Regions from separate parts of the Homo sapiens genome. Here region 2 is linked to region 1. The links are chromatin loops, found by intact Hi-C in ENCODE. Cell type or tissue: ascending aorta. All regions are shown on one strand. Each heading gives the region's core, and the rest is flanking DNA. Links, peaks and the distances in the headings are about the cores only. Region 1 has its middle 6.3 kb from the start of PADI2. Region 2 overlaps CROCC (ciliary rootlet coiled-coil, rootletin).

What was found. A loop is a pair of places that touch in the nucleus more often than their neighbours do. Peaks named below come from ENCODE experiments on the same cell type or tissue, not always from the same donor. Only the 100,000 strongest peaks of a DNase experiment are listed, where the experiment ranks them.
Region 2: a loop joins it to region 1, with 3 times the contacts of the local background. A loop is called at or near these places in 5 of 110 quality-filtered maps.

Annotation. Positions count from the first base shown.
Region 1 is chr1:17,120,678-17,130,922 of GRCh38, reverse strand. No RefSeq gene overlaps it. Among named protein-coding and RNA genes, the nearest start is that of PADI2, 6.3 kb to the right of the region's middle. RefSeq lists silencers at 4,849-4,938, 8,747-8,930. In ascending aorta, for the core only: a CTCF peak has its summit at 4,989 (motif pointing left); DNase peaks (open chromatin) are centred at 2,308 and 4,962; H3K4me3 peaks cover 470 bases; H3K27ac peaks cover 2,014 bases.
Region 2 is chr1:16,947,144-16,957,388 of GRCh38, reverse strand. It overlaps CROCC (ciliary rootlet coiled-coil, rootletin), which reads right to left. Exons shown (of 37, transcript NM_014675.5): 18 at 8,865-9,058; 19 at 8,463-8,590; 20 at 6,267-6,436; 21 at 3,908-4,087; 22 at 3,032-3,166; 23 at 2,512-2,655; 24 at 1,839-2,077; 25 at 1,233-1,392. Among named protein-coding and RNA genes, the nearest start is that of MFAP2, 28 kb to the left of the region's middle. In ascending aorta, for the core only: a CTCF peak has its summit at 5,541 (motif pointing left); a DNase peak (open chromatin) is centred at 5,528; H3K27ac peaks cover 468 bases.

The DNA.
Region 1 (10,245 bases), core at 1,550-9,549:
CACCCAGGCTGGAGAGCAGTGGCACAATCTCGGCTCACTGCAACCTCCACCTCCCAGGTTCAAGCAATTCTCCTGCCTCAGACTCCTGAGTAGCTGGAATTACAGGCACCCACCACCACACCTGGCTAATTTTTGTATTTTTAGTAGAGATGGGGTTTCACCATGTTGGCCAGGCTGCTCTCAAACTCCCGACCTCAGGTGATCCACCCACCTCGGCCTCCCAAAGTGCTGGGACTACAGGCGTGAGCCACTGCACCCTGCCAATGCTTCTTTTCATTTTTATTTTTTTCTTGCTTTTAGTATTTTGCCAAGGCTGGGTCATCCAGGCATTACGCTTCTTATACAGCTTGCAGGACTATGAGCTGAATAAACCTCTTTTCCTTATCAATTACCCAGCCTCAGGCATTCCTTATAATGCAAAGTGGACTAAAACACCAATTGAAACCAAACAAGTGGTGAAGCTACCTGGGAGGGTATTACTTAGCCCCAGATCTGACTTAAGAAATAGGAAATGCATATGCTGAACCCTGGGGACACAGACTATGCCACCACCCTTTTTAGGTTATGGGAAATCCTGTTTAAATGACTAACAATAGGACTTGTGTCCTATCAAGACCTTGGACAAAACCTCCATCCAAGCCTGAAGTTTCCGTGGACATTAAGGAATCTTAGAGGAGGTAGGAACCCCAAAAATGGGTTGGAAAACTAAGCTCGAAATTTTCTTGGTGTGACAACATCATTGCCTTAGTAGGCTCTCATTTTTTAAGCTTGACAAGAATTGAGCAAAGAAATGTTTCAGAGAATCAAACAATTTCAACTTTGGAATTTGAAATATTTTTAATATTTAAGAGAATATGGGCTATGTTAAGCTTGTCCAACCCTTGGCCAGTGGCTTTGAATGCAGCTGTAGCTTTAAATGCGGCCCAACACAAATTCGTAAACTTTCTTAAAACATTAAGAGATTTTTTTTCAATTCTTTTTTTTTTTTTTTTTTTTTTTTAGCTCATCAGCTATCATTAGTGTTAGTGTATTTTATGTGTGGCCCAAGACAATTCTTCTCCTTCCAGCGTGGCCCAGGGAAGCCAAAAGATTGCACACCCCAGTCTGTGTGAATAAAAAGTCAGTCTTAAGGTTTTAATTTAAATACACAAATGAGGCCGGGCACAGTGGCTCACGCCTATAATCCCAGCACTTTGGGAGGCCGAGGTGGGCGTATCGCCTGAAGTCAGGAGTTGGAGACCAGCCTGGCCAACATGGTGAAATCCTGTCTCTACTAAAAATACAAAAATTAGCCAGGCGTGGTAGTGGATGCCTGTAATCCCAGCTACTTGGGAGGCTGACAAAGGAGAATCGCTTGAATCTGGGAGATGGAGGTTGCAATGAGACGAGATCATGCCACTGCACTCCAGTCTGGGCGACAGAGCAAGACTCCGTCTCAAAAATAAAGTAAAATGCACAAATGAATCATTGATTGATTTAGACTTGTGATATTTTAAGTTGAAATTTTACTATGCTTGACAGAAGTGTTAAAAAGTTATAAAAATTTGAATTCATGATAAGCATAAGTTACCAGATTTCTAAGAATAATTTAAGTGCTTGAGAAAGTTGTGTTTGTTATTAAGGCAACTGAAGTATTTTTAAAAGAAATTGAATATGTTAAATCTATACATGCAGTTAAAAATGTTTAACTGTGTGTCAACCTGAAATAACCAGGAGCGTCAGAGTCTAATTTAAAAAGAGTTTAGGCCAGGCACAGTGGCTCACGCCAATAATTCCAGCACTTTGGGAAGCTGTGTGGATCCCTTGAGTCCAGGACTTCGAGACCAGCCTGGGCAACGTAGTGGGACACCGTCTCTACAAAAAATTTTAAAAATCAGCCATGTGTGGTGGCCCACACCTGTAGTCCCAGCTACTGAGGCTGAGGTGGGAGGATCACTTGAGCCCAGAAGGTTGAGGCTGCAGTGAACTGTGATTGTGCCACTGCACTCCAGCCTGGGCAACAGAGCGAGACCCTGTCTCAAAAAATAATAATAAAAAAAAATGTAAAATACACCAAAGTAAAATAAAATAGAGTTTATTCAAGCACAAGATTTGAGAACGGCCACCCAGAAACCTCAACTCCAAAGTAATGAACTCAGCATTCCGAAGTAGGGAAGTGAAGTTTTCATTTATAGAGGCAGGGACAGAGGAATTTTTAGCCAGATAACAACATTTTTCATACTAGGCTGGCGCATAGTTACAGCCATTTGACTGGTTATGGGCAGTGTTTCTTTTGGCGGAGGGCATATTTCACATTTTTTGTGAAGGGTATGATAGCTATGCGTTTCCTGTCATCTGTTCTACGCAGAGCAGGACAACAAAGGGGAAGTAGATGAGTCACAGGGTCATTAATTAAGAAGGCAGGAGGGTTTTGTCCCTGCTGTTCTTTAATTCTCTCTGGTCATTGTACAGAATAAGAAAAATAAGAAAGTGAGTTAATCTACAATCTGAGGAATAAAAGGCACATGACTCAGATCCCAGTCACAGCTCTCTCAAGGCTGAAGTGTGTCGGGGGTTCTGACAGATTTTAAATTATATTTTCATGCATGTTTAATTAGCCAAGATTGTCAATGGAACCAAATATTCAGTTGTATCATTTTAATAATTTTATAATAATTTTTAAAGTTTTTTTTTCTTTTTGAGACAGAGTCTCGCTCTGTCGCCCAGGCTGGAGTGCAGTGGTGCAATCTCCGCTCACTGAAACCTCTGCCTCCCGGATTCAAGTGACTCTCCTGCCTCAGCCTCCCAAGTAGCTGGGATTACAGTCATGCGCCACCATGCCCAGCTAATTTTTGTATTTTTAGTAGAGACAGAGTTTCACCATATTGGCCAGGCTGGTCTTGAACTCCTGACCTCAGGTGATCCACCTGCCTCGGCCTCCCAAACTGCTGGGATTACAGGCATGAGCCACCATGCCTGGCCCACTAAAGTTGTTATATTTTAAAAGAATACTTTTCCTAAATTTTTTCTTAAATTTTTAATCGTGGTAAAATATACATACCATACAATGTGCCATGTAAGCTATTTGTAAGTGTTCAGTTCAGCAGAGTGTTAGGTACGTTCACATTGTTAAATGCAGCCAATCTCCAAGACTCTTTTCATCTTGCAAAACTAGAATTCTACGCCCACTAAACGACAATTTGCCATTCCCCTCTCTCTTCAGCCCCCAGGGCAACCTCCTTTCTACTTTCTGTCCCTGTGAATCTGACTATTGTAGGTACCTCATTGAAGTGGAATCATATAGGCCAGGCACAGTGGCTCATGCCTGTAATCCCAGCACTTTGGGAGGCTGAGGTGGGAGGATTGCTTGAGCCTAGGAGTTCAAGACCAGCCTGGGCAACATAGTGAGACCCCATCTCTAGCAAATAAAAGAAAAAAGTGGAATTTGTCCTTAAGAGAAGATTTTTAACTTGAACTCAAAGCTAAAGTGGGATTGTTGAATTTGAAATGACAGTAAGTGGAATAATAATTTTTGAAAACCAAAGGAGATCCTTTTTTTTTTTTTTTTTGAGACAGGGTCTCACTCTGTCACCCAGGCTGGAGTGCAGTGGCCGACCTCGGCTCACTGCAACCTCTACCTCCCAGGCTCAAGCAATCTTCCCACCTCAGCCTCCGGAGTAGCTGGGACCACAGGCACACGCCAACACGCCTGGTTAATTTTTTTGCATTTTTGGTAGAGACGGGGTTTCACCATATTGCCCACGCTGGCCTCCAACTCCTGAGCTCAAGCGATCTGCCTGCCTCCGCCTCGACCTCCCAAAATAGTGAGATTACAGACATAAGCCACCGTACCCAGCCTACTATCTTTTTTTTTTTTTTTTTTGAGACAGAGTCTCGCTCTGTTGCCCAGGCTGGAGTGCAGTGGCATGATCTTGGCTCACTGCAGGCTCCCGGGTTCACACCATTCTCCTGCCTCAGCCTCCCTAGTAGCTGGGACTACCGGCGCCCGCCACCACGCTCAGCTAATTTTTTTTTGTATTTTTAGTAGAGACGGGGTTTCACCGTGTTAGCCAGGATGGTCTCGATCTCCTCACCTCATGATCCGCCCACCTCGGCCTCCCAAAGTGCTGGGATTACAGGCGTGAGCCACTGCGCCCAGCCCATTATCTTGTTTAAACCTCACAACCACCTGGGAAGGAGGTGCCATGATTAACCCCCATTTCACAGATGAGAAAACTGAGACTCAAGTGAGATGACTTGTCCAAGGTCTCCTAAGCCAGGAAGGGCTAGGATGTCAATCCAGGTGGACTGATTCTCGAGATGGAAAATGTGACCACATCATGGGGTATGGCAGAAATGATTATAGCGCCTTCTTCCAATGTGGTTGTAAATGACTGCGTGATGTTCTTCCTACACAAGGGTGTGTGTGTGTGCATGTGTGTGCATGCGTGCGTGTGTGTGTGCACGTGTATGTGCGTGTGTGCATGTTGTGTGTGTGCATGTGTTTGTGAGCATCCGTGCATGTTTTTTGCTCCTGCTAGGTTGCTCATAAGGATGGACCTGTGTCCCCACTCCCACCCGCACAGCACCTGACTCTGTGATTTGTTTATCAAGTGATTTTTAAAACGAATCAACGACCCAGGCTCACAGGACAAAGGCACTGAGGTAACAGGACAGGCCTGAAGGATGAGACACAAAAGACCTCCCTCTTTTACCAACTGGCTCTGCGCCCTTCGGCCGGTCACTGCCCCTCTCTGGGCCCCTCTCATCCTTCTCTGAGCTTCAGTCGCCCCTTTGTCCAGCGAGAAGTTCCCACTCTAAGGGACCTGCCACTGACCTCACACAAAGGTGGCCCCTGAATTCTGACCCAAACCACCAGGAAAAAGAGGGTCCCAAAAGCTAAAGGAAGGTGCTGAGCAGGGTGGGACAGAGGCGGAGGCATTCTGATCTCTCGGGCTCAGGCCGGCCAGCGCCGCCTCCCTGCTTCCAAGATGGGGATCTGGCGCCACCTTGTGGTCTCCGCCTCTTGCGGCCTTCGCGTGTTCCCTGTTTTAACTCTTGCTATTAACCCCACTGCTGCCCTCTGGGAACTCTGAAGCAATTCCACTCTCTTCACCAAATATTTATCTACTGTGCCCAGCTGTACCCAGGCTCGACCCAGAAAAATCATGAACAAGTCCCTGCCTAACCATTTAGAGGCGTCTGGATCTGCACCACCCATAGAAAAATGATGCAAACCAGCCGGGCGTAGTGGCTCACGCCTGTAATCCCAGCACTTTGGAAGGCCGAGGTGGGCAGATTACTTGAGGTCAGGAGTTCGAGACCAGCCTGGCCAACATGGTGAAACCCTGTCTCTACTAAAAATACAAAAATCAGCCGGGCATGGTGGCGCGTGCCTGTGGTCCCAGCTACTCCAGAGGCTGAGGCATGAGAATCACTTAAACCCAGGAGGCGGAGGTTGCAGTGAGAAAAGCTCATGCCACTGCATTCCAGCCTGGGTGACAGGGCAAGACTCTGTCTCAAAAAAAAAAAAAAAAAAAAGGAAGAAAGAAAAATAAAAATGATGGCAACCACAAATGTGTGCCTCACAGGTAACCACATTTTCTAGTAGCCACATTTTTAAAAGCTGAAATAAATAGGTACAATTAACTTTAACAATACGTCTTTGGGCTTTTTGATGTTTGTTTGTTTGAGACAGAGTCTTGCTCTGTCGCCCCAGCTGGCATGCAGTGGCACGGTCACTGCTCACTTGCAGCCTCAACCTCGTGGGCTCAAGAGATTCCCCCAACCTTGGCCTCCCAAGTAGCTGGGAGTACAGGGGGTGCATCACCATGCCTGGCTAATTTTTAAATTTTTTTGTAGAGACAGGGTCTTGCTATGTTGCCCAGGCTCATCTCAAACTCCTGAATGTTAGTGATCCTCCCTCCTCAGCCTCCCAAAGTGTTGGGATTACAGGCTTGAGCCACCACATCCAGCTAATAATACATTTGCATTTAATGAAATACATTCACCATATTATCATTCCAACATGGAGTCAATTATTTTTAAAATTACCATCTTTTTCTCCTTGTAACTCCTTGAAATCTGTATTTTACACCAGGGGTCCCCAACCCCCAGGCTATGGACCATTACCAGTCTGTGGTCTGTTGGGAACCAGGCACACCGCAGGAGGTGAGCATTGGGCTAGCAAGGGAAGTTTTGTCTTTAGATTCCCATAGGAGCACAAATGCTATTGTGAACTGCGCAGGTGAGAGATCTAGGCTGTGAGCTCCTGATGAGAATCTAATGCCTGATGACCTGTCACTGTCTCCCATCACCCCCAGATGGGACCATCTAGTTGCAGGAAAACAAGCTCAGGGCCCCCACTGATTCTACATTACGGTGAATTGTAAAATTGTTTCCTTATGTATTACAATGTGATGATAGAAATAAAGTGCACAAGAAATGTAATGCGCTTGAATCATCCCGAAACCATCCCCACCCCCATCCATGGAAAGCCTGTCTTCCACAAAACAGGTCCCTGGTGCCAAAAAGGTTGGGGACCACTGTTTTACACCTACAGCATGTGTCAGTTCAGATTAGCCACATAAACCTTGTCTGGCAGTGGCTACATGTTGGAAAGCATGGGTCTAGGACCTCCCAGGCTTACTCTGGCCCCCTGGCAGCCCCTCAGACAACTGGCTTATTACATCTTCTCCAGAATTCACCTTTCTAGCTTTGCTTCACTGACTAAGGGTAGAACCCTGGCCCGGACAAGTCATCTTACCCTTGGATGTATAAAATAAGGGTAAGAAAAATACTTACTTCTGGGGTTGTAGCAAGGATTCAATGGGATAACATACACACAGTGCTTAGCGCAGGTGCCTGGCAGGGAATAAATGCTCCATAAATGGTGACCTAATGAATGAAAGCCTTAGCCCATCTTTCAGCATGGTGATGGTTAATTTTCTGTGTCGATTTGGCCAGGCTATGGCACCCCATCATCCAGTCAAACATCAGTCTGGATGTTGCTGTGAAGATATTTTTCAGATGTGATCAACGTTTAAATCAGTAGACTTTGAGTAAAGTAGATTGCACTCCAAAATGTGGGTGGGCCTCATCCAATCAGTTGAAGGCCTTAACAACAAAGACTGAGGTTTCCCAAAGAGGAGGCAATTCAGCCTCCAGAATGCAACATAGAAACCGTGCTGTTTCCAACCTGTAGATTTCAGACTCAAGACCGCAACATCAATTCTTCTCCCATTTCTGACTGGCCAGCTCTACAAATTTCAGGCTTGTCAGCCCCCACAACCATGTGAGCCAATTTCTTAAAATAAATCTCTCTCTCTGCATATATAAATGTACCCCCGAGTGGGGTACAGCCACAGCAGCACGCAGAAGAGACATGACTTCCTCATTCTGAACTCACGCAGTATTAGAACAATGGAGCACCCCAGCCCTTCCCCGCCTCTGAGCACGATGTCTCTCAGGACCGAGAGCTGAGGCAGAGGCTGAATCAACGCCCCCATCCCAGAGACTCTTCTCAAGGGAGTGAGACCAAAGGGTGGGCTTTGCCAGGGGAAAGGGAATGTGACGGGGCCAGGCAGGGCCAGGGTTATGGGGATCTGCTCTTGAGGGTATGACTGCAGGTCCCCATGGTGCAGAGTCAGGGGTTGGGGCGATCCCTGGCCACAGAAGGATTGCTTTGGGGATCCATGGCCCAGACCCCGACCTCTTCCTTTCTCTGGTCTCCTGCCAGAATTCCTGTCAAATTTAGCTGCCTACAGCAGCCAGAGTGATTTTCCTAAAGTGTACATCGTGCCGTTGACACCTTCCAAAGTCCTTCCCAGGCTTCCCCCATGACCCCATAAAGATAAAGCCCCAAAGCCTTTTCCACGACTTACAATGCTCTGTGTGACCTGGCCACAGCCAGCCCAGCCTCTCACATTGTGGAAGCTTTGAAGTATGTTATCAAACAGCATGTAGTCAGAAGCCCATGTTTACAAAAACTTAAAATAACTATATACGCATAGGAAATAACTACCGTCTACTGGAACTTGGGTCTGTGCCAGGCCACGATGTGCAGTACCTTACTGGATATCATCTTGTTATTCCTTGTTCCTTATAACAATTCCTAGTATCTCCTTTATAGAAGAAGAAACTGAGGCCCAGAGAGGCCCCCAGCTAGTGAGGGGCAGAGCCAGACTTGACCCCAGGTCCACCAAGACCAAAGTCCATGCTCTTCACTGCAGGCTGGTTGGTGCCTCTGTGCAGATGGAAGATAATAATAGCTCTCACCTCACAGGGCTGTCGTGAGGATTAAACAGGCTGAGATGTGTGTGTGAATGGGCTCTGAACAGCTCCTGGCATGGCGCAAGGGCTCAGGAAGTGTGCTGCCCCACAGCAGCCTGTGGGCAGCCCGGCCAGATCATACTCATAGATTCAGACTGATCTCTGGTACTAGGGTCATGGGTGATCATATTTTTTTTAACTTTTCCACAATGACCAGGTAATACTTGTGCATTTTTTTCTTTCTTTTTAAATTATTGTATGTATAGTGCTCTCAGTAAGCTGTCTGTTTCCTCAAAGCAGGCTTGTCGAAGTTTGAGTGGCCTCCCTGGTTCCCCCAAGGCCTGGCCCGGAGACCCCACACCCAGTGGAGGAACCTAACAGAAAACAGCTCAGAAGAGCCCCTCTTAGCCCAGGCACCCTGCCCACAGGCTTGGCAGGGGCGCTTGCTGGAGGGGTGGGTGCGGGTCTGTGCCAGGAACTGGCCTAAGCTAAGTCCCCAAAAGACACCGTGAGATGCTTTGTGGCTCTTCCGGATCCCAGGGGAGAGGTGGGAGCAGCCGTGATGCATGCGACCTCCGGCCCTGAATCCACCAACAGCTGTGACTACTTCAGCTATTTTAAACCTCTGGGCACCAGGAAACTCCTGTCTCATCAACCAGGCTCTGGGCCCAACATGATGGCCTGAGCCCGGGCAGGAGTCCTGAGTGTGGGTGGCCAGGTCTGAATTGGGTTTTTAAGGGGAGGGGGCTTCATTTCTTGAGCCTTGTGCCAGGCTCTGTGCTAGTATTTTCTGCACCTTGTTGTCTCGTTTAATACCGTCCTTACACCGTGCTGAGGGATCAGTTACTTCACAGAGGCAGAAAATGGGGCTCCGAATGGCAGGGTACCTGGCCCAAGGCGGCACAAAAGCAGAGCTGGGCCTAGAACTGCGACTTCCTTATCTACAAAGCATGGACAGCATTCTGCCCCTGCCCTCACTCGGCCTTGCCCCCTGCCTCCACCCCAGTGGCCCTGCAAGCTCCTCCCTCTGCCACTCTTAGGAGCTCTGCAACCCAGAGTCAATTCCCCCACCTCCTCACAGCTCACTTTCTTCATCTGTAAAGTGGCGGAGTTACTGGGAGGGTTCAGTGATCTAACTCTAATACATGAAAAGAGCCGCTTGGAACAGTGCCTGACCCACAGAAAGAAAGCAGTAAGTGCCCGCTCTTACTCCAGCTCCCCTGGGTATTGCGGTCTGATGTTATCACTATCTTGCCCAGTGTCCTGTTATGAGCTGCCCGGGGTCTCCGTCAGTGGGGGGTACAGTGTCCTCCCCCACTCTGGCCCCAGTCTCCCCATGAGTCAAATGAAAGTTAGAGCCCCAGGAAGGTGAGAACCCTGGTGGGTGCCCGTTATCTGTCACACAGTAAGGGCTCCAAAGTCACTCGTGGCAGAGGGGTGCCCAGACACGAGCTCACCTCTGGGGGCGCCTCGAAGTCTCTCCAAGCTACACAAGTTTTGTCCCAGTTTGGCAGGTGGCCACCCGAGAGATTCCTCCTGATTGGAGGATGTGCTCAGCCGGGTGCCTGGAGTTCATCAGAAGTTACTGGCCTCGGCCGGGCGCTGTGGCTCACGCCTGTAATCCTAGCACTTTGGGAGGCCGAGGCAGGTAGATCACCTGAGATCAGGAGTTCAAAACCAGCCTGGCCAACATGGAGAAACCCCGTCTCTACTAAAAATACAAAATTAGCTGGGTGTGGTGGTGCCTGCCTGTAATCCCAGCTACTTGGGAGGCTGAGGCAGGAGAATCAATTAAACCTGGGAGGCGGAGGTTGCAATGAGCTGAGATGGCGCCATTGTACTCCAGCCTGGGTAACAAGAGGAAAACTCTGTCTCAAAAAAAAAAAAAAAAAACAGTTACTGGCCTCTCCCTGGGTCTGTGAGCTGTGCCTTTGGGGGACAAATGACCTCCTGGCTAAAACTCGGGCCTTCCCTCTTCCCCACTCACATTCCTCC
Region 2 (10,245 bases), core at 1,189-9,188, 170 kb after region 1:
GTCGCCCAGGCTGGAGTGCGGTGATGCGATCACAGCTCACTGCAGCCTTGACTTCCTGGGCTCAAGGGATACTCCCACCTCAGCCTCCCAAGTAGCTGGGACTCCAGGAGCGTGTCACCACACCTAGCTATTTTTTAAATTTTTTGTAGAGACTGGTTCTCACTATGTTGCCTGGGCTGGTCTTGAACTCCTAGGCTCAAGCAGTCCTCCCAACTTGGCCTCCCAAAGCATGAGATTAAAGGCATGAGCCATCACAGCTGGCTAATTTTTCGTATTTTTAGTAGAGACAGGTTTTCACCATGTTACCCAGGCTGGTCTCGAACTCCTGGGCTCAAGCAATCCACTGGCCTCCGCCTCCCAAAGTGCTGAGATTATAGGTGTGAGCCACTGCGCCTGGCCTGGTTGTGATATCTCTGGGTGAGGCAGCGCCTAGGGGCTGAATGAGGCCATTTCCTGTTCTTTGCATCTTCTAGAGTGAGAAGCCTGAACCCACAGTGTCCAGGCCAGTGCCCAGTAGACAGCAGGTGCTTCTTCAATACATGCTGCTGTTGAGTTTGCAGATCATCGAATTCACGGGTCAGCGAACTACAGCTCACAGGCCAAATTCAGCCCATCTCCCGTTTCTACAAGGGTCTGAGTTAAGGATTTTTTTTTTTTTTTACATTTTTAAATCATCGAAAATGGATCATTTCTAAAGGAAGAACAACATTTCTTGACACATGAAAATGACAGAAAATTCACATTTCAGTGTCCCTAAACAAAGTTTTACTGGAACCCACACCCCTCTGTTCATGCACTGTTTGGGACTGCTTTCTCACTACCCCAGCAGAGTCAAGTAGTTGCAACAGAGACTGTGTGGCCCGTAAAGCTGGAAATATTGACCATTTGGGCTCTTTACAAAAAACCATTTGCCAACCTCTGACCTAGTTCACAAAATCTGTACCTTTTGTTGTTTGCAGATTCCTTTGAGAACTGGACAAGGACACCAGCTCCTCTCCTTGCAGAAATGTGAGCCTGAGTGTGCACACAAATGCACGCAGACTTTTGCACAGTTTCAGGGATTCAAGGACTCCTCAAAGCCCATCCATTCACACCAAGGTTAGGTGAGAGGGCTTGTCATAGTTCAAGCCCCTGGTTTTACATAGGGGTAGAAACGTAATTCCAGAAAGGGGGAGCTATTGGCCCGGGGCACACAGCAAGCCCCAGGCTAAGGGGTGGCACAGGGAGAGTACCTGACGCCGGAGCTCCTGCAGCTCCCGCCGAGCCTCCAGCCGTGAGCGCTCCACCTCCTGCAGCCCAGTTCGCAGCTCCCCGGCCTCCTTGCCCACAGCTGTCCGTGCCTCCTCTAGGAGTGCCAGCTTCTGCTCCTTGTCCTCATTGGCAAGCTTCAGGCTGGAGAGGGCAGAGGTCAGGGGCTGCCCTGGGTCCTGGGAGTAGTCAGTGGCTCTACACAAAAGCCGTCTCCTCCAATTTCTGGAGTGGATCAGGCACTGCCTGCCCATGTGGCCTCTCTGAAGAGCTAAGCCCTGAGCCCTGCAGGGCTGGGGCCCAGGCCCTCGGCTGGGAGGGGTAGACCAGTGACTCCAGGAGGGGACCTGGTTTCCAGGGTGATGACGGTGGGTGGGTCTGAGTCTGGACCCAAAGCTGCCCACTGCCCCTCTGCCCCTTTCCCCAATCAACAGGGAGGAAACCTTCCTAAAATCACCCAGGTGCCAGGCTCTGCTTAGGAGACAGAGGATCCGTATCTGGGCAATTTCCCCAGAACGTTGGGGGTGAAGTTAGGTTTCAGGGATGGGATCCCATGAGGACTCAGGACTGGTCCTCCTGCGACACCCCACCTGATGCGCTCGCTCTCTGCCTTCTTCACAGCAGACCGAAGCTCCTCATTGGAACGCCGCAGGGCCTCGCGCTCCTTGGCACCCTCGCCCAGGCTGCGTCGCAGCTCGCCTGCCTCCTGGCGCTGCACCTCCCGGCCCTCCTGGCTCTCACGCAGCTTGCGCTGGGCCTCCAGCAGCTCCCGCCGCAGCCCGTCACGGGCATCCTCCAGCAGACGCAGCTGGGTCCGAAGCTCTTCTGCCTGTGAGCACAGCAGGTGTCCCCAGGGCAGCGGTCAGGGACCCCCCCGTCAAGCTGGGTCTTGTACCCCAGATCCCTGGACCCAGGGAGCCTGCCCCATCCCTCTGCAGTGCTCAGACCGCAGGCTGTGAGTTATCATTTGAGCAAGGCGTGCTGTAATCAGTAATGTTTTGACCTGAAGTCACCATCAATCAGGACTGTCCTGAGCACAACACCAAGAGGGCAGAGACCCCACTCACCCCTCCTTGAGGCCAAATCCCACCTGTACACAACAGGTGCTTCGTAGTGCTTGCTGCCTCCTTTCTAAGTTGCTATTCATTGGTCCTCAAATGCAGGGAGGAATCTTACACTCTTCTGGGGCCCTGGGGAACTAGGCCCCCAGGCACACAGTGCCATTTAGGGTATGCTGCTTGGAAGAGGGGGGCGGCTGCTCACCTCGCGAAGACAGGAGTCCCGCTGCTTGCCCAGGTCTCGGGCCTGCTCTTGCAGCCTCCTCACCTCCTGGGCGTGGGCCGCAGCAGCCTCCTCCCGCTGGGCCCGTAGGTCCCGCAGCTCAGACGTCAGAGCGTTCACGGTGCTCTGGGACAGAGGGGCTCCTCAGACTTGGTCCTGCTGTGTCCCCCAGCCCCGGGCTGCTCCCAACCCGCTCAGTGCACTGTCCACTTTTAGCTCTAAACACGGCCCCTCCCGCTGGCCTGCCGGACCCTCTGCCAACCCCTGGATGCATAGTGAGTGCTGCCCGTGTAGCCAGCCTCTCCCTCACGCCAAAAGGATTCATCAGGGCAGGGCTGAGCCACCTCCCTCAGATGGGGGCTCCCAAAAGAAGGGCTAAACCTCCTTTCCCACAGCCTGGAAGCTTCTCCAGGACAGGGCCATGCCGCCCCGTGGTGGGGGCTCCTCAGCCAGGGATGTGCCTCTCTATGAGACAGAGGCCCAGCTGCCCAGCCTGCCCTACCCGGTCCTGCTCCTGCCGGCTCTGGGCATCTCGTTTCTGCCGCTCCATCTCCAGGGAGATGGTGGCCAGGCTGTGCCGTGTACCCATCAACTTCTCTGACAGCGCCGTCTTCTCAGACTCCTTCAGAGACAAGGCCTGGGCAGAGGCAGGGGACAAAGGGCTTGGGGGATGGGCTGGTCCTGGGGGCATGCTCAGGCTTCTTGCTGCCTAGGAAATGTGCCCACTGGGGGCTTAGAGGCCTGAGTGTGCCACTGCAGGTGGACCCAGGGCAGACATGCAGCCCTGGAAAAGGGCACAACGGCAGTCACAAGAATCCCGGACGTGGATACCACTCATAGAGCTCACTAACCCGCCACAGCACCCTGACTGCAGAGTCTTTCTTTCTACCCATCTTACAGATGAGGAAACTGAGGCTCAAGGAGGTAAAGTGACTCGCCCAGGTACACAGCTGGTGAGGAGAGGAGATGGGCACAGTCTGCCCTGTCTCCGTTACATTATAGGAAAGTTAGGGATTTGTTATTTGGGGGGACACGTCAGCTGATGCCTGTGGGCATCGTGGGGACTGCTCAGAAGGCAGCCATGAGGATCCATGCCCAGCGTGGGGTGGGACGAGGCATGGGAGAATATGGAACAGCTTTCCTGGTGTCACGACTGTCACTGTCACTCAGTAAGTGCTCACTGTGTGCCAGGCATGGAGCACAGCAAAGCCTCACGAACCCCCTTCTAATCCTCCCCTCCTGCAGGTAAGGAAACTGAGGCCCCCAAGAGGGCAGTGGCCTGCCCCAGGGCTCCTAGCTGCCAAGTGGCAGAGCAGGGCCCGGCCCCAGAACTGGAGCAGCTCAGAGAGCAGCAGAGGCCATGCCAGGGCTCACGAACCTGCTGCTTCTCACTCTCTGCTAGGAGGAGGCCCTCGTCGCGCTCCTGCTGCAGGGCAGCAATCTCCTCACTCAGCTCTTCCTTCTCAGCCTCCAGCCGGGCCAGCAGCTCCTCCTGCTCACGCTGCAGCTGACTCTGCAGCTGGGCCCGCTCGGCCTCCAGCTCCCGCCATGCTGCCTCCTAGGGGGCCAGGACCGGATGCCTGTGACACACCAGGAGGGGGCCCAGGCAGACCCCCCAAAACATCAGGGCAGCAAGAGCCATCTGGCCCCCATACCCTCAGAGATGGAGGGTGACCAGGTAAATACAAGGGAGTGATAAGGGCTATGACGGGGACACGCCAGGGCCGTGAAAGTGCCAAGGAGCAGCAGTGGGCTGGCCTGGGGGTCCGAACATGGTCCCCTGCGGAGGGACAAGTAACTGTCAGCCAGGTAAGGAGAGAAAAGACCACCCCAGGCCAAGAACACAGCCCCTGGAAAGGCCTAGAGGATGCAGGGTGCAGAGGGGAACGGGACATGGTGAGTCACAGGGCCAGAGCCCCAGGCAGGGGTGGGGCCAGGACAGGCCGTGTGGGCCATGGGGATTCTAAGGACAGTGAGGGGAGTGGGAGAGAGGACTCGAGCCAAGGTGACAAGGAGCAATCTGATTTTTAGCTTAGGGGATGTTCCGACAGCTGTGGAAGAGGGATTGGGGTTGGGATGGAGGGGAGTTAGGACTGGCTGTGAGGAATGAAGGGGGTCAGGGGTTGCCAGAGGAGCTGGAGAGAACACAGATTTGGGGACATTAATGAGGCCAAGCCAGGCAATGCAAAGGGCAAGAAGAGCAAGGGGGAGGTCACAGGAGTTCAGATCCCTGGGGACTGGACAGGCGGGCAGGCAGAGCCCACAGGCAAATAGCAGCCCACCTGGGGAGCCTGAGGGCAGGTGCCTGCCTCAGCACTTGCCCCTAGCAACTCTGTGAGAAGCAGACAGAGCTGCCACTTCTTTTTTTTTTTTTTTAGACGGAGTCTTGCTCTGTCACCCAGGCTGGAGTGCAGTGGCGAGATTTTGGCTCACTGCAACCTCTGCCTCCCAGGTTGAAGCGATTCTTCTGCCTTACCCTCCCAAGTATCTGGGACTACAGGCGCGTGCCACCACGCCCAGCTAATTTTTTGTGATTTTTAGTAGAGATGGGGTTTCACTGTGTTAGCCAGGATGGTCTCGATCTTCCGACCTGGTGATCTGCCCACCTCGGCCTCCCAAAGTGCTGGATTACAGGCATGAGTCAGCACGACCGGCCAAACCGCCCCTTCTTTAAGATCTTCACCGTAGCTCATGCCTGTAATCCCAGCACTTTGGGAGGCCGAGGTGGGCAGATTACGAGGTCAAAAGTTCGAGACACCCTGACCAATATGGTGAAATCCCGTCTCTACTAAAAATGCAAAAATTAGCCAGGCGTGGTGGCGCGCCTATAATCCCAGCTACTCAGGAAGCAGAGGCAGGAGAATCGCTTGAACCCAGAAAGTGGAGGTTGCAGTGAGCCGAGATTGCGCCACTGCAATCCAGCCTAAGCAACAGAGCAAGACTCCGTCTCAAAAAAAGAAAAAAGAAAAAAAAAAAAGAGCTTTACCGCCACCTCCTGGAGAAGCGTGGTAACAACCACCCAAGGCCAGGGGTACTGCAGGGTGAGTGGCATGCCCTGGAGCCATGCAGTCATAGCCTGCACCTCTGTCAGAGGCAGCCCTGTCTAGGATTTGGTGGCTGAGGGCCCCTGTCCCGAGGGCCACTCTGGAGAGCATGTCAGTGCCAGCAATCATAACTTATGGAGCATTTGCTAAGTACCAGTCACTATGCTAAGCCCTCTATGCAGATGGTCTCAGCTCATCTTCAATACCTTTCACTATCCTATCCCTATTTCTACAGGTGGGGAAATGAAGGCACGGACACCTTGGGTAGCATCACCAGTAAGCGACCAAGATTCGATTCAAACCCAGGCAATTCAAACCCAGAGTCAGTGTTCTAGTAACTTCCCTGGCCCCTTGCCTTTCTATATGCTGAGGTCTGAGTGGCTCTTCATATGCAAACAGTACTTCTTAGCAAATGAAAGTGCTTTCCTGCTGTACATTAGGTCAGTATTTCCCAAATGTGGTTGTGGACCCTCTGCATCAGGATTACCAGGGCTGGACCAGATTTGGGACCTGGGAATCTGCATGTCTAATAAGAACCACAACCTCCCCATCCCCCCAGTCCTCCTAGCTGTCCCCAGGACCTCCACAACAGAGAGGAAGTCCCATTTCACAGATGTAGAGACCGAGGCAGAGCAAGAACGATGATGAAACACTGGCTCAGAGTCCTGCCCACCCCTCCCCAGCTGCCTGAACCTTTTCACGCTGGAGTCGCTGTAAGTCCTCCTCGTGAGCTGCCCGCTGCTCCCGCAGAGAGGCCTGGGCCTCCCGCTCAGCCTGCACCAGCTTCTGGGCCATCAGCTCCTTGTCTAGACTGGCTTTCTCCTGTGTAGCTATTATTTGCTGCCGCAGGCCCGCCAACTCCCCTGCACGAGAGGAATGGGGGAAAGGGCAGGGTTGGGTTGAAACTTTTCCTTGGGCCAGCAGACTTAGGCCAGGTGAGCCACATGGGCAAAATCCCAGAGGCAGAGGGCCTGCCTGGCATCTAGTTTGGGTCCTCTTGAAGTGGCTTGCCCTCTCTGGGCCTCAGTTTCCCTATATGCTACATGGGCCCACTGGCCCTGACCCCTTTCCTGCCTACCTAGAATGGCATTAAAGGCATAAAATGACTGATGAGAAGGCCTCCCAAATGGGACGGATGTCAAACATATAACAACCCTAGGTCAGGTGCCTTGGCTCACGCCTGTAATCCCAGCACTTTGGGAAGCTGGGGCAGGTGGATCACCTTAGGTCAGGAGTTCAAGACCAACCTGGCCAACATGGTGAAACCCTGTCTCTACTAAAAATACAACAATTAGCCAGGCGTGGTGGCAGGCGTATGTAGTCCCAGCCTCAGGGAGGCTGAGGCAGGAGAATCGCTTGAACCCAAGAGGCAGAAGTTGCAGTGAGCTGAGATTGCACCACTGCACTCCAGCCTGGGCAACAAGAGTGAGACTCTGCCTCAAAAAAACAAATAGGCCGGGCGCAGTGGCTCATGCCTGTAATCCAGCACTCTGGGAGGCTGGGTCAGGTAGGTCACCTTAGGTCAGGAGTTTGAGACCAGCCTGGCCAACACAGCGAAACCCTGTCTATACCAAAAATACAAAAATTAGCCAGGCATGGTGGCGGGCATATGTAGTCCCAGCTACTTGGGAGGCTGAGGCAGGAGAATCGCTTGAATGCAGGAGGCAGAAGTTGCAGTGAGCCGAGATCGCACCATTGCACTCCAGCCTGGGCAACAAGAGTGAGACTCTGTCTCAAAAAACAAACAGGCTGGGCGTGATGGCTCATGCCTGTAATCCCAGCAGTTTGGGAGGCCAAAGCGGGTGGATCACCTGAGGTCAAGAGTTCGAGACCAGCTTGACCAACATGGCGAAACCCCGTCTCTACTAAAAATATAAAATTAGCCAGGCATGGTGATGCATGCCTGTAATCCCAGCTACTTGGGAGGCTGAGGCAGGAGAATCGCTTGAACCCAGAAGGCAGAGGTTGAGGTGAGCCGAGATAGTGCCATTGCACTCCCGCCTGGGCAACAAGAGTGAAACTCTGTCTCAAAACAAACAAACAAAAAACAACCCTATTCCTGACTGAGCACTTACTATGGGTCAAGCGCCCAGCTAAGTATTTTAGACATAACCTCATTTTGTCTTCATAACATGCCTATGTAGTTTATCCTCATCCCCATTTAACAGATGATGAAATGGAGGCTCAGAGATCAGCAGCAACTTCCCACAGCTGCACAGCTACACATAAAGCATCTCCTTTAATGACTGACATGAACATACCCGTCAAACGTTAACTATTTATATTAATGGAAATGACTACAGGGAATGGAAATGGTATAGCTACCATCTAAAAACCATCTCCCGGGTTGGAAACCCACCAGCATTTCCCTTCCTGGTTCTGTCTGGCTCAGGTGTACATGGACAGGAAAATTAATTTCCATGACCCAAGTAGGTGCTTAGTTAATGTTAGGTGAGCAGAAAGAAGCCCTGAGTTCAGAGACTGGATGGGAACGGTGCAGGGAAGTGGGGCTGGGATTCTGGGGCCAAGAGAGTCATCTGAAAAGCACAGAGAACTCAGACTAACAGGCCTGATGACCGATGAACGGCAGTTACTGTTGACTCAGCCAGGCACCGTGCCACGGCCTTACACGCTTTTCCCACGTCATCCTGGCAACAGGCTTAGAAGGTGGGCATTGCCACCTCCAATCATCAGCTGAGGAATCTGCAGCCCAGAGAGGAAAGGGGCTTGCTCAAGGGAAGGTGAGATCTAAGTGGTGGCACAGGACTGGAACCCAGGCCAGCCAGACTCCTACTCCAGTGCTCCCAACTTCTGTGAGACCCCAGACCTTGGGAGGCTGCAGTCTGGGCTGGAACCTGGTGTTCCCCCCAAGTCCCCAGCCCCTCGTACCAGTCAGGGTCTCCTTGGCCAGCAGCAGGGCCTGCCCCTCGGCTTCCAGCTGCTCCCGGCGGGCCTCAAGCTGGGCCAGCTGCCGTTGCACCTCAAACAGGCTGCCCTCCAGGGCTTCCTTCTCCAAGCTGCAGCACATACAGTCCCTGAGGCCCTGGGACTCAGCCTCCCTGGCCCCAGGAAACTGTGGATCTCAGGGAGTGGCCAGGCATGGGCCAAGTGCCAATCTACCTGCCTGGCCAGGCCCACACTCCCTGGGGAAGCCTGAGCCACAGCTAGGACGAGTCGGCAAGCCAGACTCCTTAGTAACTGCCCCTGGGGGCCCGTGCCTGCGTGTGGCTGGTCATGGTGTGGCCCCAGGAGGACCCCCCAGGGCGGGTTGGGCAGAGCCCAAGGCCTTACCGCAGGCGTGTGGCCTCCTCTGACAGGGTCCTGCCTTCACGCTCCGCAGCCACCAGCTGCACAGCCAGGCCAGCGTGCTCCTTGGCTAGCGCCTCCTTCTCACGGGCCGCTCGCTCCAGCGCCTCCACTTGCCGCTGGGCCTCCCGCCGGGCCTGCTCCAGCTCCTGCTCCCGCCCGCTCAGCTGCCGGGAGAGCTGGCCCCCACCCAGAGACTGAGTAGCACTCCCAGCGTCCCCCAGCTTGTTCATCGTGCAGCACCCCAACTCTGGGCCTAACCCAGTCCTGGCAGAAGGCCTGGGTTTGAGCCCAGGGTCTGCCCTGATGTGCTACATGTACTTGGGCAAGTCATGACCTTCTCTAGATCTGCAATGCACGTGTGTACAAAAACCAGGGCCCAGCCAGGTACGGTGGTGCGTGCCTATAATCCCAGCACTTTGGCAGGTGGATCACTTGAGGTCAGGAGTTCAAGACCAGCCTGGCCAACGGGGTGAAACCCTGTCTCTACTAAAAATACAAAAATTAGCCGGGCGTGGTGGTGCACGCCTGTAGTCCCTGCTACTTGGGACGCTGAGGCAGGCGAACAGCTTAAACCCTGGAGGCGGAGGTTGCAGTGAGCCCAGATCGTGCCACTGCATTCCAGCCTGGGCAACAGAGCAAGACTCTGTCTGGAAAAAAAAACAACAACAAAAACAAAACAAAATGAAACAAAAAAAATGAGGGCCCTCACTCAGCTCTGGGAGTAACAGAACCCTTGTATTACTCTAAACTTGCAGAGAAGCTGAATATATAAACCAGACCCAAGTGCAGCTGCTCGGCAGGCCTCAAGGTGGAGACCTGCACCCTGCTTCCTGCACCCCCTACCCCATCCTCTAGAGGCCCCTCCCAGAAACCTAGGCGCTCCAGGATAGACCTTGCATGAAGGTCCCTGGATCCCTGAAACATTAAGGTCTCTTCCAGATGTGATGTTCCCAAAAGTCTAAGATTCCAATTCTAAAAAGTCTCCACCTATTATTAATCTGTATCATTATTATTATTATTATTATTATTATTATTATTGAGACGGAGTCTTGCTCTGTTGCCCAGGCTGGAGTGCAGTGGCATGATCTTGGCTCACTGCAACCTCTGCCTCCTGGGTTCAAGCGATTCTCCTGCCTCAGCCTCCCAAGTAGCTGGGACTACAGGCGCGTGCCACCACGCCCAGCTAATTTTTTGTAGAGATAGGGTTTCACCGTGTTAGCCAGGATGGTCTTGATCTCCGGACCTCAGGTGATCCACCCGCCTCGGCCTCCCAAAGTGCTGGGATTATAGGCGTGAGCCACTGCGCCTGGCTGGCCCCATGTTATAGATGGGGCAACTGAGGTATGGGAGATTGGGCAGCTTG